Linked DNA regions of Mus musculus: all the other regions are linked to region 3. The links are chromatin loops, found by intact Hi-C in ENCODE. Cell type or tissue: left cerebral cortex. All regions are shown on one strand. Links, peaks and the distances in the headings refer to the core of each region. The heading gives the core; the rest is flanking DNA. Region 1 overlaps Aak1 (AP2 associated kinase 1). Region 2 overlaps Aak1 (AP2 associated kinase 1). Region 3 overlaps Anxa4 (annexin A4).

Region 1 (10,107 bases), core at 1,118-9,117, 170 kb before region 3:
GGGAAGGGCATTCTAGGAAGAGATGGAGCAGCAGCAGAGATGAGAAGGTGAGGGACAGCTGAGCAAGCACGTGGGAAGGGATAGACAGAAAGGGGAAGAGGAGTGGAAGGAAGGAAGGAAGGAAGAAGTGAAGGAGAAGGAAAGGGGAGGGCAGAAATACCCAGGAACCTCCCACGTGCACGAGTCAGGGCAGGCAGAGGACCTTAGCCCCATCGCAGACTGATCCCTGTGGTCTTGCGCCTTGAGGATGGCTGGCTGGTTCTGCAGTATTTGGTCATTCCCAAATACACTGCGTTTTAGGCTTTCACCTAACTTTTATTACTGCTTTTTACCAAAGTCTTAAAATCTGGAGCACTAAGGAATCACCTCTGGGTGATTCATGTGGCTCTGTCTCTGCCACCACCAAGCATCCATTTCATCCACTTAGTGAACTACTTTCTACGTGTTAAGCAGTGTGTCAAACTATTGTGTTTCTTGTTTTAAATAACTCACACTGTGATGGCAGAACTGCTTAAAATTACCAGGTGAAGCAATATATTTGTATAAACAAAAGCTGTGGAAATACCAAAAATAACCATGTATATATTTAAACATTTCTATTGTGCATTCTGTCAAGCAGAAGCAAAAACAACAAATAACAACTAAGAAGCTCTCCAGAAGTCTCACTTTGCTCTGTTTATCACACCATGGCCGATCAATCTTCCTTTCTTTCTCTCTCTTTCTTTCTTTCTTTCTCATTTTACTTATTTTATATATGTGAGTACACTGTAGCTATCGTTAGACACACCAGAAGAGGGCATCAGATCTCATTACAGATGGTTGTGAGCCACCATGTGGTTGCTGGAAATTGAACTCAGGATCTCCGGAAGAGCAGGCAGTGCTCTTAACCACTGAGCCATCTCTCCAGCCCACAATCTTTCTTTTAAACTCAGTTACTGTTTTCTCAGTAACATACAATTTCATCATAAACACACCAGCATGTACTTCTGAAACAGACTCTTTAATAATGGTAGAAATTTAAGTCTGCATAAATTAGTAAGTTTCCAAGGGTTTGTTTTATTTTAAATTATGTGTCTGTGTAGCTCTGAGCTTGCTCGTGCAGGTGCTCTGAGAGGCCAGAGGCATTGGGTTCTCTAAGGCTAGTGTTATAATGGTAGTTCTGATATGGGTGCTAGGAATCTGTACTAGCTGACTTTGTGTGTCAACTTAACACAAGCTGGAGCTACCACAGAAAACGGAGCCTCCCTTGAGGAAATACCTCCATGAGATCCAGCTGTAAGGCATTTTTCTCAATTAGTTATCAAAGGGGGAGGTCCTAGCCCATTGTGGGTGGTGCCATCCCTGGGCTGGTGGTCCTGGGTTCTATAAGAAAGCAAGCTAAGCACACCAGGGCAAGCAAACCGGTAAGTAACATCCTTCCATGGCCTCTGCATCAGCTCCTGCTTCCTGACCTACTTGAGTGTCAATCCTGACTTCTTTTGTCAATGAACAGCAATGTGGAAGTGTAAGCTGTATAAATCCTTTCCTCCCCAACTTGCTTCTTGGTCATGATGTCTTGTGCAGGAAAAGAAACCCTGACTAAGACAGAATCGAACTCTGATCCTCTAGAAGAACAGTACAAGCTCTTAAGAGCTGAGCCATCTCTCCTAGTAAGTTTTTTTTTTTTTTTAAATTAAGGTATAACTCTAATGTCACAAAGAATTATACCTAGTCATGAACTTTTATACATGGAATCACAGAGTATTATGAAGTAATACTATAAACTATAAAAAGCATAAAGTTGTGTCAGGACATGTTCACAGGATACAGAAGGACTCAGGGGGTTGGAGACCAGAGCACAGCAAAGGGCTGGCAACTGATAGACCACAGCAAAGGGCTGGCAACTGATAGAAGGCAGGAAAGAGAGAACAGTTCCCAGAGAATTGAGCTTTCCATATTAAATGCTTGTCCAAGGTCCCAAACTATTTTTCTGAGCTAAACTGCTCAGTTCCCCCAATAAGTTCCTTTTCCCCTTCAGTCTCCAATTGAGGGTAATCAAGGCAGGGACAGAGCCCTGGATACCCTGGTTGTTGGTCCTACTTTGTGTAAGATCTTGCTGTCAACTTAAGGAAGGTGTCAGCCAGTGACTTTCCTAGGCTGCACAGTATACCTGTGTTAAGCAGCCACATGGGGTAAGTCATGGGCTGGAGGGTCAAACCTACGACTATTATTGTGTTAAGTTGACACAGCAACAAATAACTGACTCTAGTGACTTATTACTATACTCACTTATCAGTGCACTGCCCCTCACTCATCAGAGTCTCTTGAGGTAGATGGTAATTAGCACAGAAACCCACAACTGGTCAATGTGCAGAGAATAAGAGACTCTGGAGTGCTGACCCTAACAAGGATGCCTGTATCACACCTCTCCCCTTGAAGTTCAGGGATCTATGTGGGAGATGGGCAGAAAGATTTTAAGAGCCAGACATCAAGGACACAGTGTTTTTCCCAACAGGGCAAATGCATACACGAACTCCTATCAGCTATAAAATAGTGCACAAGGCCCGCGAAAGCTCAAACAAGACAAAATTCCAGCATGAAGGAGGGGAGGTAGCCGTGAAACCTACCCCTAGCTGAGGAACTATTGGTATTTGATTACTATGAGGGGGGGGGTCAGTTCTCTTCAATGGTGAGTATATCTACCATCCTTCTGGACAGGCTCCACACCTAAGTGTAGTCAGCCAACACAGAACTGGACTTAACAGGTTTTAAGAGGGAAAACTCAAAAGCTGGATGGGTAGAGAGGTGAGGGAGGACCCAAGAAGAGCTGGAGTAAGGAGAATATGATCAAAACATATTTTTTTAATTAATAAAATGTGATTAATATATGTATGTATGATGTATGTATGTGTGTGTGTGTGTGTGTGTATATATATATATATATATATATACATACATACACGTTTAAAAAGAAGAAGCCACAGTCACAATGTGCAGTGCTTACCATGATCTGGATCTCCCTCTTGCACACCTGGAGGTCATGTTCATTGTTGACAAACATACGTTTCAAGGCACATTTCACCCCATTGCTTGTTCTCACCAGAAAGACAAGAGCGAATCCACCTGTGAGAAGAGCACACGAAGATGAGTCAGTCAGGAACTCTGGCTACTGTTGGCACCCCTCATGGCACTGACACTGCCACCAGCCAGGCTCCAAACCATCCTGGCCTAGACGGCATTCTGCCACTCTTGGAACTTACAGCCAGAGTCAGAGACACCCTGAATCTCTACTGAATCAAGAACCTTCCAAAGAAACTACAAGAGTCTTCTTATTAAGCCCAGTACTTCCTTTCTTATCAGAGAAGCTAGAAAATTCTCTCAGTGCTTGCTAACATCAACAGTTGTCAGTTTACTTCAGGACTCTCCTTTTCCTTTCTTCTTCCCCTCCTTGCTGCACCTCCCATTCAAGTGTAACAGGAGACTCCTGCACCTTCATTACCTGTGTCACTGAGAAAGAAGACCCAGTACAAGGGGGCTGCTCTACAGCAGGACTCACTGACCAACACCCGTCTTTCCTTTACCCAAAGACAGTTCACAATTCACTGGCAGACACTGATATAACTGTAACTGGAATGCTCAAATGCGCTAAATTAGTTCAGTCTTGGAGTTCCACACAATCTCAGAGCTCCTAACTTCTACCTCACCTCCAAGTACTGTCTGAAGTGTGCAATGCTTTGCTATGAGGGTCAGATAGACAAGGGTGGCAAACAATCACAGGTCAAAGTCTTAGAAGAAGCAGCAGTTCTTCCAAGGAGCACACAGCCCAGCTGTCTGCCTTGCACCTCCATCACTTAACTCAAATGTCGTGTTCCTCAATCCCGAGGAGCAAACGCATCACTAACTGATTCTTTACACAAGTAGGTACAAGCTGGACAGAAGCGCACACACTGGGAAGTCATGGGTGTGAGAATTTGAGTGGAGGTTGTGATAGCGTTTTGAGGTTGTATTGAGCTAGCAGCCATTTGCAAAGTTGACAGATAAGCAGTGAACACTGAGATATTAGGCCCGGGGAGGTTCACTGGAGCCATTTTGACTGCAGCCTAGTGACAGACACTTCAGTTCCTGTCCCCAGCACTTACTGACCTTATAGGAACTGTTGAAGATATCCTGGATAGGAATCTATTCCATGCAGCCAGTAGAACCTTACTCAAAGTATTGTTCCTTACTTTAATCAAAACATACATTAATCTGTAAAAATATGTAAATGTACTCAAATGAATCCAAATCCACATTGTGACCAAGACTGCATGTCTCTCTATTGCCTGTCACTACAACTACATTCTTTAGTATTTCAAGTAAACACTGAAACTTCCTATGGAATCTATAACAGCAACCACTATGTCTCTCTAATATTTTCAACCAACAACAACAAGAAAAAACCCAACCCACAGCTTTTACTTTCTTGCAATAGATTAAACTGCCCCATTATCAATTTTATGTATAGCATTTTTGAGTATTTACTTTTTTGTTTTGTTTTGTTTTGTTTTTTTCGAGACAGGGTTTCTCTGTATAGCCCTGGCTGTCCTGGAACTCACTTTGTAGACCAGGCTGGCCTCAAACTCAGAAATCTGCCTGCCTCTGCCTCCCAAGTGCTGGGATTAAAGGCATGCACCATCACTGCCCGGCGAGTATTTACTTTTTATTTTTGGTTTTCCAGACAGGGTTTCTCTGAGTAGCCTTGGCCATGCCTGAACTCAGAGATCTGCCTGCGTCTGCCTCCTGAGTGCTGGGATTAAAGGCGTGCGCCACCACACCCAGCTGAGTACTTGCTTTTTAAAAAAGAACACTCAGCATCAAAAATTAAGCCTACTCTCACTTCTTCTCCATCCCTATTTCTTTTGGTTTTTCTTTTTTGAGGCTCAGTCTCATGTGGCCTTTGCTGACCTTGAGCTGATTGTCCTGCCTCTGCCCTGGTAAATCCCAAGGTTATCAAATGTGTACCACCATACCTGGTCCACATTTCCTAAATTCCAAGATGCATATCTTTAGAATATACAATATTTAAGAGATGCAACAAAAATTAAATGCAAGAACTATATATTAGTCTTGTCTAGTAGCACATATACATACTGTAGCACCATTAGTCTTTTCTTCCCCCATCAAAAAAACCTGCTGGAACCATGGGATAGCTTACAATGTATTAGAATTGGAGAAAGTAGTTGCAAAAATATAAAACCCTCCATTTACATTCATAATTGTTTTATATACAGCCCAAGAAGATATTTTGTCAGATATTTTGAATACTTTATGGTTTCATTCAGCTACAGATTGGAAGAGCAGCACCATAAAGCCCCTCCCCCACAAACAAATCCGTTTTGTGGGTAAAGAAGTGAAGAGAGGCTTTAGGAGTTTCACAGCTAGTTGTGGGCAGAACCTGAAAGAGGTATCATTATCCTGACTGCCCCCAAACTGGTTCCCTCTACTTCATCTATCATGACAAACAAAACAAAACCAAACCAAACCACAAAATATCTCTTCATATAACAAGGCAAAGCTGAATTAAGTGGGCAAATGAGTATTTCCTTCACTGGAAATAAGTAACCCTTCATTTCATTGACAGCTCGGGCTCTGCAAGGTTTTAAAAAATGACTTACAAATATACACATTAGTTCATAGTTTGTTCATCACAGTTTTTGCCTTTCTTGCCTAAAGAGTTGATGAATGGGGGGCTGGTGAGATGGCTCAGTGGGTAAGAGCACCCGACTGCTCTTCCGAAGGTCCGAAGTTCAAATCCCAGCAACCACATGGTGGCTCACAACCACCCGTAATGAGATCTGATGCCCTCTTCTGGTGTGTCTGAAGACAGCTACAGTGTACTTACATATAATAAATAAATAAATCTTTAAAAAAAAAAAAAAAAGAGTTGATGAATGTTCCCACTCGCAAGAATTTGTATTTTAAAGGCATTTTAAGGTGTGGTGCCTAACATCCCGGAGGACAAGCCACTCCGTTCTGAAGCAGGCCATGCAGTTGCAATGAGAGATAACGGCCACCAGATGGGAGCAGTGCTGCAGAAACATGACCTCTCCAGCTAGGGCTGAAAACTCAGCAGGCCAGACCAGATCTGCAATACCTACAATCATGATAACTCTTAGAGCAAAGCAAAGGATCACTATACCCAACAGAGTCAGAGCCATACTATTAAGCACCTATGCCTATAAAAGGGTCCATGTGTAAATGGAAAAGAATCAACTATAAGATCAAAATCAAAACCTAGTAAGATTTGTCATTCTAACAGTGACAGCCACTCACAGTGCACTGTGGAACAAATGGAGTGAACTACTAGGCGAGAAGGAAAGGTAGCAGGCAGCACTTCCCCAGCACGGCCCCCTCCCCCCTCCCCAATGGATCAGGGGAACAACTCTCAGTCTCCAAAGCCAACTGAGGATGCTTCAGACAGAGTAAGAACGCATGTGGCCTGTGCTGCTCTTACTTCCCAAGGGAAAGGGGCTCCATCTGTGAAGTAAAGCAGAAGAGGCAGGAGGGTAACTTTCATACTGTCACACTTGACAAACTCTTAAGAATGTGGGCATTGATGTAATTTACAAAAAGAATCATATAGTCTTCTATTTTCCCTCAAATATACAGCACTCTGGTCTATTTTTTATATCAATCTATATTAACTTACAGAAGAGTGAGTTTCACTATGGCACAACCACACATCATATAATATACTTCTTTCATATCTCCCAACATTGTACCTTTCTTGTCCTCAATTTCTAGTTATTTGTTGAAGCAGGCTACTCACTCTAGTCTAGTCTGACCCAAAATTCCTCTTGTAGCCCAGGCAGGCTTCAAACTCATAGTAATCCTCCTGCCTCAGCCTTCTGAGTTCTGGGGTTTATATGTGTGAAATATAACACCCAGTTTTGGTTTTTTGTTTGTTTGTTTGTTATTGGTTTGTTTGTTTTTGAGACAGGGTTTCTCTGTGTAGCCCTGGCTTTCTTGGAACTTGCTCTTTAGACCATGCTGGCCTTAAACTCACAGAGACCCATGTGCCTCTGTTTCCCCAGTACTGGGATTAAAGGCTTGTACCACCACTGCCTGGCAGCCACTTTCGTTTTTAATTTTTGACCAGAACAGAAGTTACTATTTGTAACTCATTGTGAGTTTAGTACTGTGTCTATGTGGTCGGTTCCTCCACCCACCAGATCATCTCACCTTAAAACAATGCTTACCACATAGTGAAAATTCAATACTGAATTCATTTCCCTCTTAATTTTTACCATAGAGAGTAGAAAAGTGTGGCAGAGATCATGGAAAACGAAGTACAAATGGCTGTGAGGGCTGCCATCGCATGCAGGCACATGGATAATGTCCACGCATGTGCATGTGGGAACCAGAGGCAATCTTAGATGTGGTTCTGCAGGAGCTGCTTGCCTTGCTTTGTAACACAGGGTCTCTCACTGGGTGGAGTTTGCCAACTAGGCTAAATCTGGCCCACGGGGCCCCCAGAACCCTACCATCTTTCCTTCCCTAATGCTGGGATTACAAGCATGCCCCACCATGCCTGGATTTTTATATGGGAGCTGGGGATTTAACTCTGATCTTCATGTTTACACAGGAAGCACTGTACCAAGTGAGCTACTCCCATCCCCACCACCACTACCACCACTCCAATCAGCAATGTTAATTTCTAAAGGTGAGGAGATACAGGGCCAGAGATGGCTCAGCTGGTAAAGGTATCCAAAACTAAGCCTGACCAAATGAGTACAATCGCTGTCACCTACAAAAAGGAAGGAAAGAGCTGATTCCTACAGTTGTCCTCTGACTTCCACATGTCCCTCCCCAAAATGAATGAGTCAATGAATGAATGAATGAATGAATGAATGAGAAAAGAAAAATTTAAAAAACCTAAAATGGAAACCCAAATTTTATTTGAAAACTCTAGATTTAAACATAAGCAATAAGTCACATTTTATATTAACGGTAAATAACATCACTACAGAAGCTAAACACTTTACAGACTCTGAGCTTCCAGTATTCTGCCTCTGATCTAATCTAAACCCTTCATCTTACTGATATGCAGAGACAGGAAACAACATAGTAAATGTTCCAAACCTTAAAAGAATACTTGTAAGCAAACTCCAATACATGAGTATATATTGGTTAGCAAGTTCTTGCCAGAAAAGACCCAGAATTTCCATGTGGCTATTTCCCCCTACATAAAATAGACAAAGAAGGATTAAGTTCTCCATTCAAGAACACAGAGGTAATTAGCAAGAAATTCCACAAGACCCCTCATCTATTTGTGGTTTTCTTTGTAAACCAACTGTACACACATCACAATGGCCTTACAGCATCATGCACTCCCACAACCATCACAACAGGGAGCGGCTTCTGCAGATCGTTCTTTCCTCTTCTTCCTCAAACCCTGCAATGTGAGCTCTAGTTTCTCTGTACCTGAGCTTTGCTTGGCCTAAATAGAATCACACAGCTTAGACTCTCATGCCTGGCTTCTTTCCTACTGCATATTTCTAGATTCAGTCTCATTGTTACAGGTATCAGCAATTTTGGGCTTTTTTTTTTTTCAACTGTTTCATTGTACAGACGCCCATAGTTTACCCATCCACTATGGAAGGACATGCAAATGTCTCTAGCTTTGTGCTATTATAAATTAAACATCTGTACAGAAGGAAGGCCTTTTTCATATACGTAGTCATTCCTCAGCCACATGACAAGTTTAACCACCCTAATGGTCCCTCACAGTGATTATCAGCCATATGGAAGTTTTAATTCCATGTCCTCCTCAGCCCATGGTTACAGATCTTTTCATTGTAGCTATTCATTTTCATGTGTCCTCATCTGACTGTGATTTTCATTTGCATTTTCTAACATATCCTATATCACTGAAAGCCCTAACATGAGTTGCTTTCCTAATACTTTCCTGAGAAAGGCTTCAATCAGCACAGATTCAAGGAGGTGCTAAAGAAATTAATGACACAACGAGGTCCTCTACTTCTCAAATACATAAAGACACCAAAAGTGTCTAGCTCTCTGCTGGTAATGAGAATTTGTAATACAGGCATCCGTCTGATACAAGCTAGGACAGAACTGATGGCCCTGCTTCTGTGTTTGTAAGGCCAGTGAAGTACACAGGGCATGGATTACAGTCTCTCCACGTGGCTGGGAAAATTATATAATCTTGGAGCAAAATCTCTCAGTGCTCATACCAACAAAAGATCACAATGTCAAAGAGAAACTTTTCAAAGACAACAAAGAAAATCTTCCTGGGACTTCATCCTGACAGTCGACACCCATAAACAGTACTGCAGTGGAGGCAGGACCTCTACTGCCACTTCATCAGACACGGAATCATGGAAGGTGGCAGCAGCCTAGGATATCCTACTGCAGTGACCTGCACTCAGGGAGGAAAGGTAACAGACAGAGAGCCCTGAGGTTATCTGAGCAATGCTGGGTGCAACCGGGCAGGCATGAGAAGTGTGAACTGAGAAGCTGGACAGACGCCCATCCTGACTTTCAGACAGGGTTTTTTGAGTGGCTGCCAAAGAGGTTTTGCTGTTATTTTTAAGCAGGGCCAAAATTCTAGGCAATAAAAATCTGACATATGGCACCAGCTTATTTTTTGCACATAAAAAGAAACCTACCTTTCTAACCCAGATCCTATCTACACCTTTGAGAATGGCATTTACCTGCTTAAGATCAACAAGACAAAGGTCAAAGGAACAGGGATTCCAAAAGGAGGAATGGGTCCTGCAGGCCCATTCGGTACTCTTGGCTCTCAATGCAAGCATGCCTCCCTTTAAATAGCAGCAAACATCGTGAGTGTGCTTGGTGGGTGCAGCTCCTCTTTGAATTACCCAAGAGAGAATCAGGAAATAGGAGTCTTTGAAAGAGTCAGGAGGGGAGACCTAGCCGAGGTGGAAGTGCATCAGCTGAGGGCTTATGAAAGGGTGGCCTGGCCCACCACTGTTTCTCTGGCCTCCATTCCCTTAACTGCAGACATGGAGATCAAGGTCAATGTTTTATGCTGAGGTTCTACAGTGGACATGGGAAGGGAAATCTGACTGGATGCACACAGCATCCTTCCTAGCGTCAAGCAAAGCA
Region 2 (10,107 bases), core at 1,200-9,199, 250 kb before region 3:
AGTCAAATCAGATATAGGCTGGTTACTCCCACAAGCTTTGTGCCACCATTGCACTAACATATCTCGCAGGCAGGACACCATTGTAGATCAAAGGGTTAGTGGCTGGGTTGGTGCTTACCGTTCTCCTTTGGCAGCATGCAGAGTATCTTCCTGTGTCAAAGATGCTAGCACGTAGGGATGAAGGCTCTAGGCACCAACTTGACTTCTCTATGTTCAGTGAGTTGTGTGGGCATTGTCTTCAGCAATAGGGCCTTCCAAGTTTGTGGAAAGCATTCTATCCTATAGTCTTGGCAACCACCTGGGTTGTTTGTGGGTTCCTGTGGGGCCCCTTTGGCCAAAAACTCAACTAGATGTAGCCCATTTGGGGTACTGGAAACTTCATTTGGTGACAAGAGATATCCAGCTGGGACTCTCCTATTATTTGGAGATTTCATTTCGATCGCCTTCATCTGTGTATATATTTTAGGAAGCTTCTACTCTATTAGGTTTCCATACAAGCTCAAATGGCTCTTGATTTTTAGCTCCCCCTCCTGTATCCCCTCCCTTGTTTCCCTCTCATCTTCCCCTCTCAACCTGATTCTCCTGTTCCAGAGATCCACCTGCCTTTGCCTCCCCAGTGCTGGGACTAATGGAGTGTGTCACCATGCCCTATAAGAGCACTGATATTTACAATATGTCCTATGTATTTTACAACTCAAATTATTCTGGCTTTAAGCTCGGAAGTTCTTCCAGGATAGATTTTGGGTCCCTCTTTGTTACTGTCTGGCACTAGTGGAAGATGCTTCTCCTGCCATCTTGTGTCTACTTCAGACCCTAGAATCCATGCTTCTCCTGAGAGACCTGACTCCCTTGAGAACAGTGTCTAGAAATCAGGGAGTTAGAGAGAACAATGCCTGCCACAGGTAGGACCAGAGTTTGGATCCTCAGCAACCTTGTCAAAAATAAGCTCACCTGTAAGCCCGGTGCTGAAGGAGGTAGAGATGAGAGGAGCTTGATGAATTCTCGACTTTCAGGTTCAGGGAGAGATTTGGTTAGTGTCTGTCAACTTGACTATATCTGGAATGAACTATAATCCAGAAATGGAGGGCACACCTGTGATCCAGACCTTGAGGCTGGAAGACACACACTTTTGATCCAGATCTTGAGGCACAGCGGCCATGAACAGTTTAGGCCCAGGCAAGGTGGTACATACTTTTAATCCCAGGAGACAGAGACAAGCAGATCTCTGAGTTCAAGGCCAGCCTAGGACAGAACAAGTTCCAAGTGAAGAACAGGTTAGTTCCAGGCATGGCGGTATACACCTTTAATCCTGTCCACACCTTCTTCTGGAAGCCTACATAAGGACAATGGGAAAAGGAAGGGCTCCTTGCTCTTACTTCCGGCACATCTGTTGGAACTTACTTCTTCAGGATCCCAGTTTACACAAAGACCAGCCAAAATACCTAGCCTCATAGGACTAAGCAGCTACTAGGGTCTTGGACTTCCCATTCACAGCTGCCCATTGTTGGGTTAGCTGGACTGCAGAGTGAAAGTCATTCCAATAATTTCCTTTAATATATAGAGACAGTCCATAAGTTCAGTGACTCTAGAGAACCCTGACTAAGACAACACCTTACACTGACCTCTGTCCTCCAAACGCAAGCACATCTGTGCACATGACACACAAGAATTCGTAAGTAACCAACAAACCAAGAGCTGCATGTCTGTGTGCTCCTTGTCCAGTCCCTCCATTCCATCCTATGCTCTCCCTGCAAATGTGAAAAAGGGAGTTCGGATCCCCAAAGGCCATGTGAATGCTATTGGGTGATGCAGCCAGCAGTCTGCAGAGACAGAGAATCCACCAAGCAAGCTGGCTAGCCGTATCAGCTGACTCTGGGTTTAATTGACAGACCTTGCCACAATGAATGAAGTGATGTTAAGATCCAGAAATCGGAAAAAAAAAAAATCCAAGCAGGCACAAGAGTCCAGCAAAGCAAGATTTTTATTTGAATTAGGCAGCAAAAACTGACCAATCAGGTACAATGTCACAGACTTGGGTGGCTGACTGAGTCTTTGAATGTTCATCTTAGGAAGTATTTAAACAGATGACCAATCAGGGCCACAGAACTCAGGAGCTGGATTGCCACCCTGAGCCAGAATATAGAGTTTTAAAGCCTCAAACCTACAAACATCTGTGCCAAGTGATCTCACCAGTCAGGAATCAGGGATGGGGGACTTCCTTAGGAACATGCCTTTGTCATTATCCTGTTTCCATTGGTTGGGTTAGTCAACTGTAGCAGGGTGACTTGCCTAGCATAACTGACCAAGCAGGATGTCAGTAACCCAAGGAGGTCTGGAGAACTTCAATTTTATTTGACCCCTATTCAAAATGGAGGTTTTGTTCAAAATGGCTTCAATTTGGTTCCTTCTTCCAGTAGAAGAGCAGCCAGGTCTCCACACACAAGTGTGCTGAGTTAGATACACACACACACACACACACACACACACACACACACACACACACAGTGGAGGGGTAGGGGAGGAGTAACATCCTCATCTTATCTGATAAATGCTTTAGCACATATGATAACATCTCCAGGGTTTTTTATTTTGTATAATGTGGATAGGTGTTATCTCCTCGTGAGTGCCAGAGTGCCAGTGCACGCGGTGACCAAGGAGGCTGGCAGGAGACATTGTCTCTTCTTACTCAGGGTTTCTATTCTTACACAAACATCATGACCAAGAAACAAGTTGGAGAGGAAAGGGTTTATTCAGCTTACACTTCCACATTGCTGTTCATCACCAAAGGAAGTCAAGACCAGAACTCAAGCAGAAGCTGATGTAGAGGCCATGGAGGGATGTTACTCACTGGCTTGCTTGCCCTGGCTTGCTTGCCCTGGCTTGCTCAGCTTGCTTTCTTATTGAACCCAGGACTACCAGCCCAGGGATGGCACCACCCACAATGGGCTGGGCCCTCCCCCCTTGGTCACTAATTGAGAAAATGCCTTATAGCTGGATCTCATGGAGGCATTTCCTCAAGAGAGGCTCCTTTCTCTGTGATAACTCCAGCTTGTGTCAAGTTGACATAAAACCAGCCAGTACAATCTCCTACGATAGTAGAGTTATAGATGTTTTTGAGCCACCATGTTGGCACTGTACACTGAACTCAGGCCCTCTGCAAGAACAGTTAGTGCTGAACTGTGGAGCCATCTCTCTAGCCCCCACTGTACCTACCAGGATCTAGGGATTAGGTCACACAGCATGTGCTGTGTGCTGAAGAGACTGTGGACTGCCTCTGGGCTAGGCTTAATTAAAGTACCTCAGGGAGCAGTGTTCTCTCCTTCTTCATGCTGCCTGCACACTTGTCAGTGGGGATTTTTAATAAGTATTTGTTGCAGTTTTCCTCTTAACCCAGCTAGCTCCCAAATAATTAAGGCTGGGTTATTACGTTTACTTAACAAGCTTCAAGGGCATAACAACTGAGCAGTGTTACTCTATTTAATCCTCTACAGTAATCTGACTACCTCCCAGTCAAAATACCAGTGATAGTTGCGTTTCAATACTGATCTGGCTCTCTGGGCTCTAGGTGGTTTCTCATGGTGTCTCCAGGACTCCCTTGCCAGGGCAAATCCTACCCCTTCCTATCTCCTCTTCCCTCCTCCCCTGGTTTGGAGGAAGTCCAGCTCTTTCTTCGCCTAATCAGTCACTGGGCAATCAGCTTCTTTACTGACTAATCAGGGAATAATTGGGGAGCAATGTTTTGCAACCAGATAAGGGGGCACAGAAATCAGCATTTGAATAATAATAGGATAATCTTTACTCAGTGCATAATATTTATGCCCACACAAACTGAAGCCCAGATTCTACAACTTGAATCTAAGGTGAACTCAAGGAAAAACACAAGGGAAGACAAGAATCTAGACAGACAAGCCTCAGCCATCTGGTATGGTTTTACCTGGCTTTTTCCATTGGGAGTCCTGTTCTTCGTAGAAAGCTCAGGGGGACTCTTTCTCCCAGAGAACCTGCAGAGTCTCAGGTAAAAAAGAAAGCAGTTTTGTCCGGGGCCGCAACCTTGAAACACTTAAGAACTTTGTTGTTGGTGTTTGTTTGTTTTCCAAACAAGATTTCTCCATGTATAGCCCTGGCTGTCCTGGAACACAGAGATCTGTCTCTGCCTTCCCAAGGGCTGAAGACCAAAGGTGTACATCCCCATCTCCAGTTAACACTTAAGAACATTTAAATCATACAAGTAGCCAGCTGTGGTGGGTGGCACATGGCTTTAATCTCAGGCAGAAGTAGACAGATTTCTGTCATTTGGGGCCAGCCTCATTTACATAGTGAGACCCTGTCTCCAAAAAATGCAAAATTAAAAACAAAACCATGGAACCAGGTGGAGGTTTATATTTAGATGGTAAAGTAAACTCGGAGGACTCAGGCCACTTTGGTCTCACTCATATGCATTACACCAGAACTCTGCAGGGCTTCCCGGTCTGCCAACACCATCTCTATGAACACAGTACATTGCCAGGTCTCCTGGAGTCCTGCTAAGTCAAGCTCAAGAAAGTTTAAATACCACCCTGACTGTCTGCTTCAAATTTGAAACTAGGTAGGTAGGTTTTCCCAAATGGCAGGGGGTTTGAAATGTCCTGGGTTCTTGTGGGCCTCTCCGTGTTGACACTGGCTTCTGTTCAGGAGGATCGGAATCCATCACAGGATCTGTGCTGGGGACAGGTACCTAGGGACCCTTTCATCCCCAGAAGATCCCACTTAAGAAAAAACACACAACTAAGTCTCTTAATTAGGTTCATTTTAATAAAGAGTATAGGAGTTTACAACCCAAACAATTATCCATAAAAACTATCAGATACATAAGATAAATCACACCGAGTGAACGACAGAAACCCAACAGCCTGCAATGAGAGGTATTACAGTAACTGCTAGGAATGACCTTCTGGTTTCCCCTCAAGATTGTTTGCATGTTAAGGATTCCTGAGGCCTGCTGACCTCAGCACTCCTTCCAGGCTGCTTAGAGCTCCTCACTCAATCAACTACAAATACTGCCAGCAGAGGGCGCTCATCTTCCCTCCTTGAAATACGCATGGTCCTTGGCCTCTGTTATTTGGTTTCTGTTCCCTAAAAATGACATCAAATGTTCCATTCAAAATAATGTCTTGCAGGTTTTGTGGTGCAGGTCACCACTGTCCTCCCAGGGCTACCCAGGCACCAAGAAGGTGCTTACTCGGGAAGGAGGCTGAAGCAATGGCTGGTCAATTCCCTCACCACAGACGCAAACAACTTCATTTCTAACTTTGGAGGTTTTGGCAAAGGGAACAGAGTTGCTTGTGCCAGCTGCCTGCGGTCCTGTCTTAGCCCTCTGCAGATGACTAAGCGGAGGGGCTGGAGCTAACACCGTGAAGGAAGCAGGAGGGTACATGTCTGCACACACAGGCGCTGAGAAACTCCTCACAAGAATCTTTGGTAGACTTGCAGAACACAGCAGGATCACCACTTCTGAAGGAAAGGATTTTACTGTCTCTCAAAGTGAAGGTGCTGGAGACTGGACAAGGGTTCTCACACAGTCTAAGCATGTGGTATCAGCCAACACTGACCTATCCTTGACTGGTGTTTAAAAATCCATTCTGAAATGCCAAAATTGACAAAAGGAATCTGATCCCTTTGATGTATATACGCATGGTTCTACCACAAGGCAGCACAGGCCATGCTCACTGGGCACTATCAAGTCAGAATTAATGGCGCACTTGCTGAAGCCAGAGACTGCTGAAATACACCTGACAAGACCTATGAAATTACAACTTACAGAGACTTTGGCCTACGTCACATGTAGTTAATATTTAGCCTGTGTGTGTGTATGTGTGTGTGTGTGTTGAGACAAGGTCTTGTTATGCAGCCCAGACACAGTCCTTGAATTTCTTTTTTTTTCGTTTTTTCGAGACAGGGTTTCTGGAACTCACTCTGTAGACCAAGCTGGCCTCAAACTCAGAAATCCGCCTGCCTCTGCATCCCAAGTGCTGGGATTAAAGGTGTAAGACACCACCGCCCGGCAACAGTCATTGAATTGAGAGTGAACCTCTCGCCCCATACAGGCATGTGTGTCCCCATGGCCAAAACTTGGCTATTTTTGCTATTCTAAGGCCCTTTCACATATGTGCTCGTTTTAGAGCCACATAGGATCAGGGAAAGAGCTGCCCCCCATCTCCAGAGGACGGCTGGGTTCCACCAACCCTCCCCTGTCCTCTATTCCATTTCACTGTTAGATTGTCAAGGTTGGCCTGAGTCCTAAACAGACATTTTACAGCAGTAGCAAGGGAAACAGCCATGAGTTAGTATGACTGTTGAGCACCCACTGATTGGTCTGGTCAGAATGGTCAGGGGAATGCTGGGGGAATAATTAAGGGAGAGCAGAAACAGGGCTAGGGAGCACGGAGATCTCTCAGGTACAGGGCAGAACCATCTATAACTGGACACTACTTTTTATTCTTAAACATTTTGAAAGCTTTTCTTTAATGAAATTTTTACTGAGTTTTCAAGTGTTCTGGTGGTTAAAACAAAACAAATATTGACAAAGGCTATGGTTCAAAAACTAAAAACTCAAAATGACATGATTCTACTTATAACCCTAGTGTTTCCTGGAGGCCTGGGAAATGGCAGCCATGAGAAGTGCCAGGTGCTCCTGCCTCTACCACTGCACTCCTGCAGACTACCTTTCACCATAACGACTTCGATGCTGAGAGAAATGCTGTGACTAGCAGCCATTTTGGAGTTGACTGGGATGTGTTCTAAAGTTTGAATGCCAAAGACACCACAGAGGGCACCATCTCTACATCTGAGGGACCCAAATGGACTCCACTGGAAGTTGTCCACTCACTGCTGGGGAGGGCACTGCAGCTCCTGGTCCCTGGTTTTCCACTTTACATTTCCTATTTGAAGTAATGCATATATCATACAATTTGATACATTTTTTGATTATTCTAATTTACAGAATAAAAATACAGAATTTCTTATCATCAGACCACTCTAATATTTCACGCACAATGAAGACTAGCTGAAAATACTGATAAGCACAGACTCCAACACATAAATATACAACAGGCTCTAAGGCAGCATTTTCTTAACCATTTAGAAGAACTCAGTTGCCAGATGAAACTGAGACATACCATGGGTTAGTGAGTAGAAGACTGTTACACACACACACACACACACACACACACGCACACGCACACACACGCACACATATGCACACACACTAGGGCATGTGCCAGTACATAGGTCTTCAACTCCACAAATAAGCCAGGACAAAACAGGCTGTATTAACTGAAATTTCCTTTTGAGCACCAACTTCTGCTCACTTTCTCTGGTGAGACTGATCACCATCACATGATGGAAGCATCTTGCACTGTTTCCCGGGACTTCAGTTTTATAAAACCCAGTGGTCACACGTGCTAACTAAGTGCTCTCCCACCTGACTATAAACCAAGCTGCTTTAAAGTTCGATAGTAAGAGCTTGCTAAGCTGCCTGTGCTAGAATAAATTTGAATTCGCAATCCGTTTGCCTTGGCATGCCACAGAGGCTCACTTCATTATTTCATTTCATTTGTTTTGACTCCAACCAAGGTTTTGGTGCTAAAGAACTGTACTGTAAGCCTAAGAAATTGGTCACACTTAAGTTAACTCTGTAAACAGTGCTCATTAGTCAGTTAATAGGGCTGAACCTAGGGCCTCTCTTGTGCACCACCGGCTCCATCTCTGAGCCATGCTCCCAGCCTAGCACATCATTTAGGAGTTCATTAGTATATGATACAGCATAAGGCGTTGCCTAAGGAAACTCTGGCTCATTTCTGTCTACTGAGTCAAAAGTCCAGAATCTCTGGTGTTTCCTATGAAATATACAAAGTGACAAACACACAGCAGACACTAAAACAAAGAGAGTGCAGTACATTGTTGACAATGTTCTCCTCTTCCTTATTATTAAGTTGTGACAGTATGGTCCCAGGGAACCTGCTCCTGATCCACAGACGTTAAGCACTCATAATTCCCTGTAAGACAAACATCTCTGGATTTCCATTCAGGATGGCATCCCACAAAGATACCTAATCTTTACATTACACACTGATCCTGTAATCCAGGATCATCCCAGCGCCTCCTTCAGAACTCATCACGGGTTATCATGTGTCAGCTTTCCTTCACGAATCACTATGTAAGAAAAACAGTCTGCATGTGGTCATTTTCACTGTCTATTCTAAGATGGTAGATAGACTTTCCACTCAGTACAAAAAGAGGCCCTAAGCCCACACTTCACAAATGATTAAACTATATAAGATAAAGAATCCATTTTATTCTAATTTGGACCTTGTGAGAAAAAAATGACTGATTAGATGGAGCAATCCAGTAATCAAAGGAAGAATAGTTTGCAGAGCTATTACCGAGGTGGTGTTGACCTTGCATTTTGAAGTTTCTCATCAAGAGATGGGTCCTTCTGTGTTGCCAAGGCTGGCCATGAGATCCCAGGCTCAAGCAGTCTTTCTGCCCCAGCCTCCTAAGCAGCTGGGACTACAGGTATGTGCTGCAACCTGGGAGGAGCTATGACATTAAGCAAGGGCTCCCTGAACATCACCATCCTTTCTGCAAGTGCCTTGGAGGCCTTCATCTGACGGCAAGCTTGGGAAGTTTGGTTGCAAAGTTCCATGTGCGTTAGTCAAACTACTTATTTAATAGAAAGACAATTTTGTATCCACTATTATACAGGAAATTAAAAAATAATAATTGTGAGAAAGAAAATTCCTAAAGAAAATGTTTAACCTTTACTGAAGTGAAAGGCAGGTTTCTGGTGGGGTGGAGTCCTCAAATGGCGCTGCTATGGGCCCCGACGCAGTGCCTGTTATTGAAACAGGTGGAGAATGCTATGAAGAAAAGAGGGAAAAATAGCCCCCTACCCCCCTCTAAAGACAGGGTTTCACTCACTGGCTGGACTGGAACTTGTTATGTAGACAGGCTGGCTTCAAACTCACAGAGATCCACCTGTCCTTGCCTCGCAAGTTCTGGGGTTAAAAGTACCTGATATCATAAAAAAATAGTCATTCTTATATTACCGTCAAGACTTCTAGATTTAACTGTATTGTTTTTGTGTACTGACGACAGACCCCAGGGCATTGTGCAAGCTAAGCATATCTTCTGCTGCTGCCTTGTGCACCCAAACCCTGACTTTCAAATTTTAAGGCTATCACAACTAAGTGATTGCAAGTGCAGCCTGGCATTCAGGCTTTAGCCCTGGATGGATTTTCTCTTTTGGGACAGTGTGTCGTGCAGTCTAGGCTGCCCTGGAATTCCTTCTTTCTGTACCACCCGAGTGCCCTGTTTGCAGCGGTACGCTACTGTGCCTAGCTTCTAGCCTTTCTTCCATCACTAATCCAGCGCAACACACAGCTCTCCACACTTCCGCAGGCAAGTGGAAGCAGTGTCTGTGAGAAGCCATGAGTGCACACCTGGGTTTGCTGCAACTCTTTCCTCAGTGGATGCCTCATGGAGTCAGGGTTTATTCTAAGGCAGTAAAAATAAAGGACATGAAAACCACTAGGAATGGTCAGAGCCGTCCAGATATAAAAACACACTCCTGAACACGCAGCCAGTCACCTGTCTGCTCTACTGGAACATCTGAAAGGCACAGATCATTTAAAGATTTGCAAGGACAACTGACCAACTCTTTTCCATTCTCAGTTTACTTCCGGGTCTCAGGTCTGTACCCACTTAAGAGGCAGTAGAGGTGTATGGGAAGGGTTTGGGAGAAATAACAGGCAAACTTAGCTTGTGGCTTGGGCTCCTGATTAATGAATTTCACAACAATGGTACCCAGGCAGGAGTCCCCGTGGCTGGACCTCTGAAGATTCTCTTCCCCTGTTGCCAGGGAAACACAAAGACTGATGACTTTTTTGGCTGGAAGGAGAAGGTGTTGAGATATAGAGACCTGGAATTCAGTATTAAGCCCAGACTAATCTCTTAACTTGTGGCAATCCTCCTGCCTCAGCTTCCCAAGTGCTAGGATTACATTCATTAGGTATCTACCATGTCCAGTTTTAGGAAATTGATTTTTTCAAAACCAGGTAAATGGAATTT
Region 3 (10,107 bases), core at 1,213-9,212:
CCCTGAATAGTTTATTTTTGGCATATTTAAACACACCGCAATTTGGTGAAAATTTTCCTGGTGATAATTACTCAATCCTGTGTGTACAATAAAACTTAAGATGACTACTTCGAAACTCTGTAAAGTGATTGTGACATCTTCCATAAAGATATATTCTATAGATTGATGACATGTGATACCACCCATAAAGATAAATCCTATAGATTGACAAGTTCATGATAAGGGTCTGGGGAGGATCCCTGTGGTCTCAGCCACACAGAGAGCACAAAGGTCACCAGGATATTATCCAGATCTGCTCCCAGCCTTCTGGGAAGATAACAGGTTATATATCCCTTCCTTTGAAGGAGCGTGTGTGTGTGTGTGTGTGTGTGTGTGTGTGTGTGTGTGTGTTTAACACTCCTGGATCTCCTTGTGCTTATGTGAGCACAAGAACCCTCCATGTCTCCCTCACAGGCCCACCCAGGATATGGAGTTAGCCCCCAACCCTGACCTCAGCCCCAGGATTTGGAGTTGACCCCCTAACCCTGACACCTGTTCCATGGTAGCTTCTGGGGCTGTAGAGAGTGTGACTCTTAGGGAGCTCTGTTAGAACTTTTCTGGGGACTTGTGTCCAGTGACACTGGTCACCTTGCCAGCTTCCATTCAGACACATAGCATTTGCATAGCAAAGTCACAGACAGAAGGAGACCAAGGAGGACTCCAGCCCACCTTCATCGTAAGAGACAGCTGTCGATCCTTCCCACTGTGACAAATTAGCACCTGGGTCATTTTTTTTTTAAACCAAAGTTGTTTTGTTGTTTGTTCTGTTGTTGTTCTGTGCTAATGGGCTTTGTTAGAATTGCTGATAGGAGCATAGGCGAAAGATTGCCTACAGGAACATGGGTACTTTACCCATCAATGGTTATACCACTTAACTCCAACCTGGGGCCTGGCAGAGTTGAGATTTTGAAAGCCTCACTTGGTACCACCTTGGTTTGTGCTGCTGGCTGTGCAGGTGGGATGGGACACATAGCAGGCCGGAGGGTGGCAGCATTGGGCAGGTCTCTGTTCTGATGTACCCATTTCCAATTTTTTGGTAGAATATGGAAGGAGCCTTGAAGAGGACATCTGCTCTGACACATCCTTCATGTTCCAGCGAGTACTGGTGTCCCTGTCGGCGGTGCGTGGCTTCCTCAGTCCTGCCTTCTGACAGGGGATGCTGGGTTGATTGAAACACTCACTCTCTGCCCTTCATCCGTTCAGTCTCCTAAACATGGATCTGCCCGGGGCATCGTTCGTGGGCAGAACGAACTCTCTGTCCCTACATCATTATCTCTCCTCCAGAGACCCTGGCTAGCCATGCATGCACAACCATTTCTTCTACTTTAATTCACTGTCCACACGGCCCAAGTTCATGTCAGCTATTGGATTATAAGGATATTGAGAGACTTCCTGTGTTTTAGATGTTTCTGCTGGGCAGGGTTGGAGAGGTTAAGATTGCCTCTTGCTCTTGCAGAGGATCTGAGTTAACTCTGAGCATCCCAAGTGGATGGCTCACAACCACCTCTCACTCCAGGTCCTGGAGATATGATACTCTTTTCTAACCTCTGGAGGCACCTTTGCTCACATGGTGCACGCGCACACACGCGCGCACACACGCACACACACACACACACTTTTTTTCATCCTTTTTTAAAAAAACAGCCTACCAATCTGGAGGGCAGTACCTATCTTTCACTCCTTAGTGTTCCTCCAGGGGCTCCTCCAGGGGTTCCCATGGCCTTCCATGCTGGAACTGATGTATTTGGGGTTGGCATTGCATCAGCTTTCCAAGTTCCACCTCAGGTCTAGCGTTCTCTCGACCATGAAGACTGGTCAGTCAAGAAGGCTGAGTCAGCTGAGTTAGTGCAATGGTGGGAGCACGGGGTAGGGGTGGGATAGAAAGATGTATTGCCCTTCTACTAGGAAGACACCTTTGCAACATCAGGAGTCACAGTGGGGCCCACACTCTGCTGGGACCAACTCCAGAGCATAGATCCAAGCCCTGTGACAGAAGACAACAGTCCTAACTCCTTAACCTGAAGACCCAGCTTTTACTGCCTTCTTGTCTTAGTGCCTTGGGTTTCCAGGTCTTCTGTCTTAAGAGTCCCTACCGTCTCCATGGGTACTTGCTGCCATGGTTACTTGTGTACCTCTCTTCCATCTTCCCACAGGCTGGCAGGGATGAAGGAAATTACCTTGATGATGCTCTTATGAAGCAGGACGCCCAGGTTTGTGGACCGCAACTTCCTTCTTGCAGTTTCTTCTCTAAGACAGGCCTCACTTGGTTGGTGGACAACCGCTTCTACTTCAGGGTGTGTTAGTCCAACTGAGGTGTGTTATGAGAAAGACTCTCATAGACAGTCTTTATGATTAACAGGTCTTTCAACACTCCTGGATTCCAGATCTCTTCCTCACACTGAGGACACAACAAGGATCCTAGGGAAGCACCAAGCCTCCCCCTCCTCTCTCTCTCTCTCTCTCTCTCTCTCTCTCTCTCTCTCTCTCTGTGTGTGTGTGTGTGTGTGTGTGTGTGTGGCCAAGGAACGGAACCCAGGACGTGCCCCACGCTATGCAAGTGCTCAGCGCTGAATGTCACAGAGGGAAGGAGCTGCCTCTGCTCTTCATACTTCCCTAAAGAGAACATGAGGTGGGACCTGTGAACACCATGTGACTTTCAAAAGAGAGCTGCTGCCCTGGCACTCAGCACACTGACGGCTGTCCTGACATTTGTCCCTGTGGCCAAGTAGCATACAAACCCTGGGCCTTTTGTAAAGCCCAGCATGCCCACCTAGTCTTTCTTAGGCATACCATTGAATCATTGAATCCTTTTTTTTTTTTAAGATTTACTTATTTTGTGTATCTGAGTACACTGTAGCTGTCTTCAGACACACCAGAAAAGGGCATCAGATTCCATTACAGATGGTTGTGAGCCACCATGTGGTTTCTGGGAATTGAACTCAGGACCTCTGGAAGAAGAGTCAGTGCTCTTAACCACTGAGCCATCTCTCCAGGCCACCATTGAATCCTGATACCAACCTTAGGACTTTAACCCCCATTTTACAGGTAAGGAAACTGAGGCTCAGAAGATGCCCCTTGCCTGAGTTCGGGCCAAATCATGGAGTGTCATAGTTATGTTTCTGGGTTTCTAGTGCTGCAACAAAACACCATGACCAAAAGTCAAGTTGTGGAGCAAAAGGTTTATTTAACTTACATTTTCATATCACTGTTTATTATCAAACGAAGTCAGGACAGGAACTCGAGCAGGGCAGGAACCTGGAGGCAGGAGCTGATAAAGAGGCCATGGAGGGGTGCTGCTTACTGACTTACTTCCCATAGCTTTCTCAACCTGCTTTCTTATAACATCCAGGACCATCGAAGGCCAGGGGTGGCACTGCCCACAATGGGGGAGGGGCTTTCTCATGTCAATCATGAATCAAGAAAATTCCTTACACACTTACCTATGGGTAATCCAAGAGAAGCATTATATCAACTGAGGCTAGCTTGCATCTCATTGACCAAAGACCAACCAGGACGTGGGAGAACTGGGATTTGTGCTTAGTTCCTCCATTGTTAACCAACACCCAGCTGTAGCAACGGGTGTCTCCACTCCACATGCAGGGTATGAACCACACCGGAGCATGCAGGAAAGAGCCTGTTGCTTGCATTAGAAAGAAGGGAGTGTGTGTAGAGTGTGCAATGCCTTGGGCTTCATGGAGTCTTTGGGGCTGTGTGACTGCTTATGCTCGGGTGCCAGAAATCAGCATCGTGTCTGCCTTCCTTTATTAACACACCTGAGTATTTATCAGGATCTTCTGCAAAACAGAATTAACACACACTTGCGCGCACGCGCGCACACACACACACACACACACACACACATGTGCACACACATACATCAGAGAGAAACGGAGAGATGGAGACAGAAACAGGGCTTGGAATAGGGTTATTTCAACCTGGTGTAAGCTGAAAACGCATACCAGTGGGAAGCTTAGCATTGAAGTCCACTGTAATGTGTTGGTTGTCCGCCCTTGGGATTGTGTAGCTACCTGGAAATATGGCTCACTATGTCGCTTTCATGCCATGGTGGGGTTAAAGTAAATGGAAGTCTCTCTGTCTCTGTCTCTGTCTCTCTCTCTCTCTCTCTCTCTCTCTCTCTCTCTCTGTGTGTGTGTGTGTGTGTGTGTGTGTGTGTGTGTGTATTTGCCTTTCCAAGTAACAAAATAAAACAAAGCAAGCTTGACTCTTAGACATTTTAGAACTCTTTGCCAGGTGCTGGCACACATCCTTTTGTGTGTTTTGTTTGTCATCAGGAACTGTATGAGGCTGGAGAGAAGAGATGGGGGACAGACGAGGTGAAATTCCTAAGCATTCTCTGTTCCCGGAACCGGAACCATCTGCTCCACGGTGGGTAGCCACCTCACCGCCTTGCTCTGCTCCACGGTGGGTAGCCACCTCACCGCCTTGCTCTGCTCCACGGTGGGTAGCCACCTCACCGCCTTGCTCTGCTCCACGGTGGGTAGCCACCTCACCGCCTTGCTCTGCTCCACGGTGGGTAGCCACCTCACCGCCTTGCTCTGCTCCACGGTGGGTAGCCACCTCACCGCCTTGCTCTGCTCCACGGTGGGTAGCCACCTCACCGCCTTGCTCTGCTCCACGGTGGGTAGCCACCTCACCGCCTTGCTCTGCTCTGCTAGGATGGTGGGAGGTACGCTAGAACGTAGAATCGTGAATGTTTTCAAGGTTAATTTATTTTACATGTATGGATGTTTCGATGGAATGTATGGCTGTGAACCACGAGTGTGTATCTGGTGTCCTTGGAGATCAGAAGAGGATACAAGATCCCCTGGAACTGGAGTTACAGACAATCATGAGCTACCAAGTGGGTGCTGGGAAGGAACCTAAACTTGGGTCATCTGTAGGAGCAGCAAATGCTCTTAGCCACTGAGTCATCTCTCCAACCCTGATAGCCTTTTCAAAAAGAATATCTTTTATTTATTGTTTGATCATCCCAAACATGTGTATAATGTATCTTGATGTGTATCAATTGATGACCTTTCCCCTCCCACCCACGATAGAGAAAAGAATTTGAACTGTTGGATATTACCCTGCAAATGTAGGAGGTAATTATATGAATGAAGGCCAATTTTGAAAGATGAATTTGAGTAACTGACAGGTATGCAATGTGTTCCTAATAGTTTAGCATTCCTTATTCTAGGAAACCAACCTTCATAGCCAGTTCTTGTTCTAGCATAGCCCCAAGACAGCCTTCCCCACTACCTACATAAGAAATTAACCTTCACTACCTGAGGCACCAGCTAAACAAATGTTGGTTGGTAGTTATTCCTATTTCACGCAACTGATAGACTTGCTCAGGGGTTCCATTGAGTAAGATGAGTCGCGGGTAATTTCACTCTTTATTTCCTTTGTGTCATCTTCCTAATTTGCTTCTGGTAATTTCTAAACTTTGCAATGTGCTTTTTAACATCTGGGGGGGGGGGGACACTAAACTATTATAGAATAATTGTTGTCAGGCTAAGTCTTCTTATGAACAGCAGTAAGGATTCAGTGGGGCAGTTTGTCTTGGAGATGGGTTTTTTTTAGACCTTCATGGGGACCATCATTTTATAAACCATACCCCTGTCATAGACAGAGTTACAAAGCTTGTGGGAAATTGAAGGAGAATGGGTTTACTAAATTGAAAACACAATGTAACTGCAAAGTTTGACACATTTACAAGTTGTAATTATTCTAGATATTCCTCAGTGGCAAAAGGAAAATAATAATAAGCAATCATTTCTGTTCATAAATCATAGGCAACCATGAGACTTGGTGCTTTGTGCTTTCCTTTATTTTATTGGTTCCCCTTGCTGGCTACAATGTGAGCTCCCCCTTGTGGCAGTTCTTCAGAACTGCAGGTCCTAGGAAGAATTTACTAAGAATTTTTCATTCCAAGCATGTCTGTAGTTGGGAAGTTAAAAATTACCTGTTAATAAATTACCAAGATACATTTTTTTTGTTTTTTGAAACAGGGTTTCTCTGTATATCCATGGCATTCCTGGAACTTGCTCTGTTGAACAGGCTAGCCTTGAACTCACAGAAATCCTTCTGCCTCTGCCTCCAGAGTGCTGGGATTAAAGGCGTGTGCCACCACTGCCTGGCAGGAGACAATGTTTTTTTTGTTTTTTTTAAAGATTTATTTATTTATTATATGTAAGTACATTGTAGCTGTCTTCATACACTCCAGAAGAGGGAGTCAGATCTCGTTACGGATGGTTGTGAGCCACCATGTGGTTGCTGGGATTTGAACTCTGGACCTTCAGAGAGCAGTCGGGTGCTCTTACCCACTGAGCCATCTCACCAGCCCAGGAAACAATGTTTTAAGCATTATTTAGGTAGTGAAACTAAGCATCTTGTTGCCAACAGTAGTGTCCAAAACTAAGGGTTTGTGGGTAATTTTCTGTCTCATTTTGTTCATGTGTACAGTGGGGGTTGAATTAGCTTCTTTGACTCTGGGCAAATATAACTGACAAAAAGGAATGAGAAAATACTGATGGCTCCCAAGACTGGAGGGAGATTTGAAGCCTTTCATGAGGACAGAAACCAAGGTGCATCTAGGCAGGAAAGGAGGGAATAGGATGGCCCCTGGGGCTTGTGGCTGACTAATAAGTGACTCTAGCTATAGCGAGGACCGTCTTCAGTAATAATACTAATACTAATAATACTAATACTACTACTAATAATAATAATGTGGAGAGTTGGGAGATGGCTCACCAGGGAAGAGTGCTTGCTGGGCAAGCATGAGGGCCTGAGTTCAAATCCCATGCTCTCACATTAGAAAAGTCAAGTATTGTTGCATGTGCCCGTAAGCCCAGCATTGGAAGCTAGAGACTGGTAGAGCCCAGGGGTTTGTCGGTCAGCCAGCCAAGCTGAAATGGTGAGCTTCCCATTCAGTGAGTGACGCTGCCTCAAAGCAGTAAGACAATGGGGGCTAGAGGAAGACACCCATTGCCCTTCTGTGCTCTGTGTGTGCATGAGTACATGCATAACAAGCCCTGTAAGCACATTTGAAATGAATTAGTTAATTAAAATATGTTAAAAATAAGACACCTGATACCAGCTTCTGGCTCCCACATGCATGCATGCACACACATTCCCATACACTAGTACATACATATATCACACCGCACACAACCTGTTTTGAACTTTAGTCTCACGGTGTAGCCCTGGCTAGCCTGGAACTTGCCTATGTGGTACAGGTTAGCCTCAAATTCACAGGGATTCTTCGGCCTCTGCCTTCCGAGTGGTGGGATCACAGGTGTGCACCACTATGCCTGACCACACAAAATTAGAAAGAAAAAGCAAGAAAGCCATCTCCTTGGTGGACAAGCCGCTCTAAGGACCCCACCAAGCTGAGGTTGTGATGTAAGTTGCTGGACATCAGTGTTCCTTGACTGACCACCTGTGAGACCCACGCAGATGGGGATAGGACAGTGTGCCAACAAGGGTCCCTAAAAAGACAAGCAAGACATGTCTGTTCTGAGAGGTCTCTGGAAGAAGAGGAAAATGTATTCACCACATTCAAAAGTCCTTGACAAAAAGCAAACTAAACAAGAATAGTAATAATGATGTGAAGAATTTATTAAAAGGCGCTGTTATCATATCTGCCTCAGTTTTGAGGAGACAGAATTATTCGTCTTGACGAGCCAAATGGACGAGGAGTACACGGGTGACTTCCGAGGCCTTGTGTCGTCCAGGCTGACCTCAGGCTTAGTGTGTAACTGAAGAAGTGCTGATCCTGCCTCCACCGCTATGAACTGGGATTATGGTGTGAACCACCAGACCTTGGCTGCTTAAACAAGAAGAAAGCAAAGGTCCCCAAAGACTTTTCCACGTGACATGGAGGACCAAGGTCCTAGCCAGGGGAAGAGTGTGCCTGATGTTCTCAGCGCTCTTCCTCCTGGATGGGCCCAGTCCAGCAGGCCGCATCCTGCTGGGGTGCTCACCCACGGGACTGATTTCCTCTTGAAATGTACCAAAGTAAATAAATAAATAAATAAATAAATGACAAGAAGACGAAGAAGGAGGAGGAGGAGGAGATGGAGAAGGAGGAGGAGGAGGAGGAGGAGAAGGAGGAGGAGGAAGAGGAGGAGGAGGAGGAGGAGAAGGAGGAGGAGGAAGAGGAGGAGGAGGAGGAGGAGAAGGAGGAGGAGGAGGAGGAGGAGGAGGGGAGGAGGAGGAGGAGAAGGAGAAGAAGAAGAAGAAGCTTGTATTCATTCTCTCCATAAATTTTAGTTTTCTATTTTGTTTTATTATATTTATTTATGTATTTATTTAGAGAGAAGAAAAGAAGTGTGTGTGTGTGTGTGTGTGTGTGTGTGTGTGTGCATACATGTGTACATGTGTATGAGCATGCAAATGCCACTGATCACATGCAGAGAGCAGAGGATGACTTACCCAAGTCATGTCTCCTCTCCCACCATGTGGGTCCCAGGGACCAACTTAGGTCATCAGGCTTAGCTGCCAGTGCCAGCCCAGGTCTCTAAACCTCACTATTTTGTTATTGGTCATAGTGTTTGATGAATACAAAAGAATCTCACAGAAGGACATTGAACAGAGCATTAAGTCTGAGACATCTGGAAGCTTTGAAGATGCCCTGTTGGCTATAGGTAAGCTGGTGAGCAACAGAGCTAATTCCATTGATGTCATATCTAGATGTTGTCACAGAGATACAGAACTGTCTTCCTGAAATTAAAGTTGTTTCAATCACTGAGGGTACATTCTAGAATTTTAAAAAAATGGTAAGTCAGGCTTGCAGGCTTGTCTGCAACTTCTGGGTTAATGTGATCTTCTCTCCACAGTCCCCAAGTACCTGAACTACAGCCATGTGCCACCACACCCAGTCAGTGTTCCAGAATATTTTGCCTGCATGTACATCTGTGCACCACATGCTTGCAATACCTGTTGAGGCCAGAAGAGCGTGGTAGAGCTCCTGAAACACGAGTTACAGATGGTTGTACACTGCCACATGGGTGCTGGGAACCAAACTCCTGTCCTGGCAAGACCAGCCAGTGCACTTAATCACTGAGCCATCTCTCTGGCCCCAGAATTTCCTTTTCTAGATAGTCTCACTAGCTGGCCTTGAACTTGTGGCAATCCTCTTATCTTGGCTTTGTGAATGCTAGGATCATAGATCCAAGCCACCCCATACGGCTGTTGTACAACTTTAAACAAGAAATATTTGCAAAGCTGGCTATGGCACATATATTATTCCAACACTTGGGAGGTGGAGACAGCCCTGAGGATTAATGGTTTCAGATCATCCTCAGCTACATAGAGAGTTCAAGGCCAGCCTGGGCTGTGTGAGAGCCTGACTGCTGTTGTGCCAGGGGCTCATGTCTTTGGTCTTTGGCACTTCTCTATCCCATTGTAAGAGAGAGATAATGCCATGCTAGCTGTATCTGGCGAGCCAATGCATGGTGGGTTTAAAAATTACTTCATTTAAATTTTAAGTTTTTATGTGTATGGGTGTTTTGCCTGCATGTATGTCTGTGTACCACGTGCATGCCTTGTGCCCTAAGATGTCAGAAGAGAGAATCAGATCCTTTGGAACTAGAGTCACAGACAGTTGTAAGCAGTCGTGTGAATGCTGGGAACTGACCCCCACCCCCCACCCCCAGTCCTCTGCAAGAACAAGGACTCTTAACTGCATAGCCATCTCTCCAGCCCCCTAATAACTGTTTTATACGACAGTCGTAATCATCACTCTGGAACTACAGGCCACCCTTGCTTCGATGGCCTTCGTTAATGACTTCTGTAGGGAATGCTAAGAGGAGTCTGTCCATTTGAGAGAGGGCCTGGGGTGGCAGGAAGTGTTGCTTGGCTTAAAGAGGTCTAACAAAGCAATCAGGAGATATTTCTTGGGACTTTGTAGAAACTGAGACTGTCATTTTTCTTTGTTCTTGAGGTTTTTTTTCTGTAATCTTTTCATTCTTATGTTTGTATTTTTAGAAATAGAGATGATTTATTAAGAGACAGGAAGCGCTCATGAGACTAGGGTGGGCTTGTGGGCAGGGGGTGGCGTCTGCT

What was found. A loop is a pair of places that touch in the nucleus more often than their neighbours do. Peaks named below come from ENCODE experiments on the same cell type or tissue, not always from the same donor. Only the 100,000 strongest peaks of a DNase experiment are listed, where the experiment ranks them.
Region 1: it touches region 3 in a loop (4-fold over the local background); 27 of 42 quality-filtered maps call a loop at or near these places.
Region 2: a loop joins it to region 3, with 5 times the contacts of the local background. A loop is called at or near these places in 4 of 42 quality-filtered maps.

Annotation. Positions count from the first base shown.
Region 1 is chr6:86,918,009-86,928,115 of GRCm38, reverse strand. It overlaps Aak1 (AP2 associated kinase 1), which reads right to left. Exons shown (of 16, transcript NM_001378654.1): 2 at 2,984-3,102. Among named protein-coding and RNA genes, the nearest start is that of Aak1, 74 kb to the right of the region's middle. In left cerebral cortex, for the core only: CTCF peaks have their summits at 5,829 (motif pointing left) and 6,028 (motif pointing right); DNase peaks (open chromatin) are centred at 6,048 and 7,368; H3K27ac peaks cover 691 bases.
Region 2 is chr6:86,997,890-87,007,996 of GRCm38, reverse strand. It overlaps Aak1 (AP2 associated kinase 1), which reads right to left. Exons shown (of 16, transcript NM_001378654.1): 16 at 4,770-10,107. Among named protein-coding and RNA genes, the nearest start is that of Nfu1, 6.9 kb to the left of the region's middle. In left cerebral cortex, for the core only: a CTCF peak has its summit at 5,042 (motif pointing right); DNase peaks (open chromatin) are centred at 5,057 and 5,314; H3K27ac peaks cover 485 bases.
Region 3 is chr6:86,743,205-86,753,311 of GRCm38, reverse strand. Anxa4 (annexin A4) reads left to right here. Exons shown (of 13, transcript NM_013471.2): 7 at 1,080-1,159; 8 at 2,193-2,249; 9 at 4,332-4,425; 10 at 8,592-8,687. Among named protein-coding and RNA genes, the nearest start is that of Gmcl1, 15 kb to the right of the region's middle. In left cerebral cortex, for the core only: a CTCF peak has its summit at 5,918 (motif pointing left); a DNase peak (open chromatin) is centred at 5,912.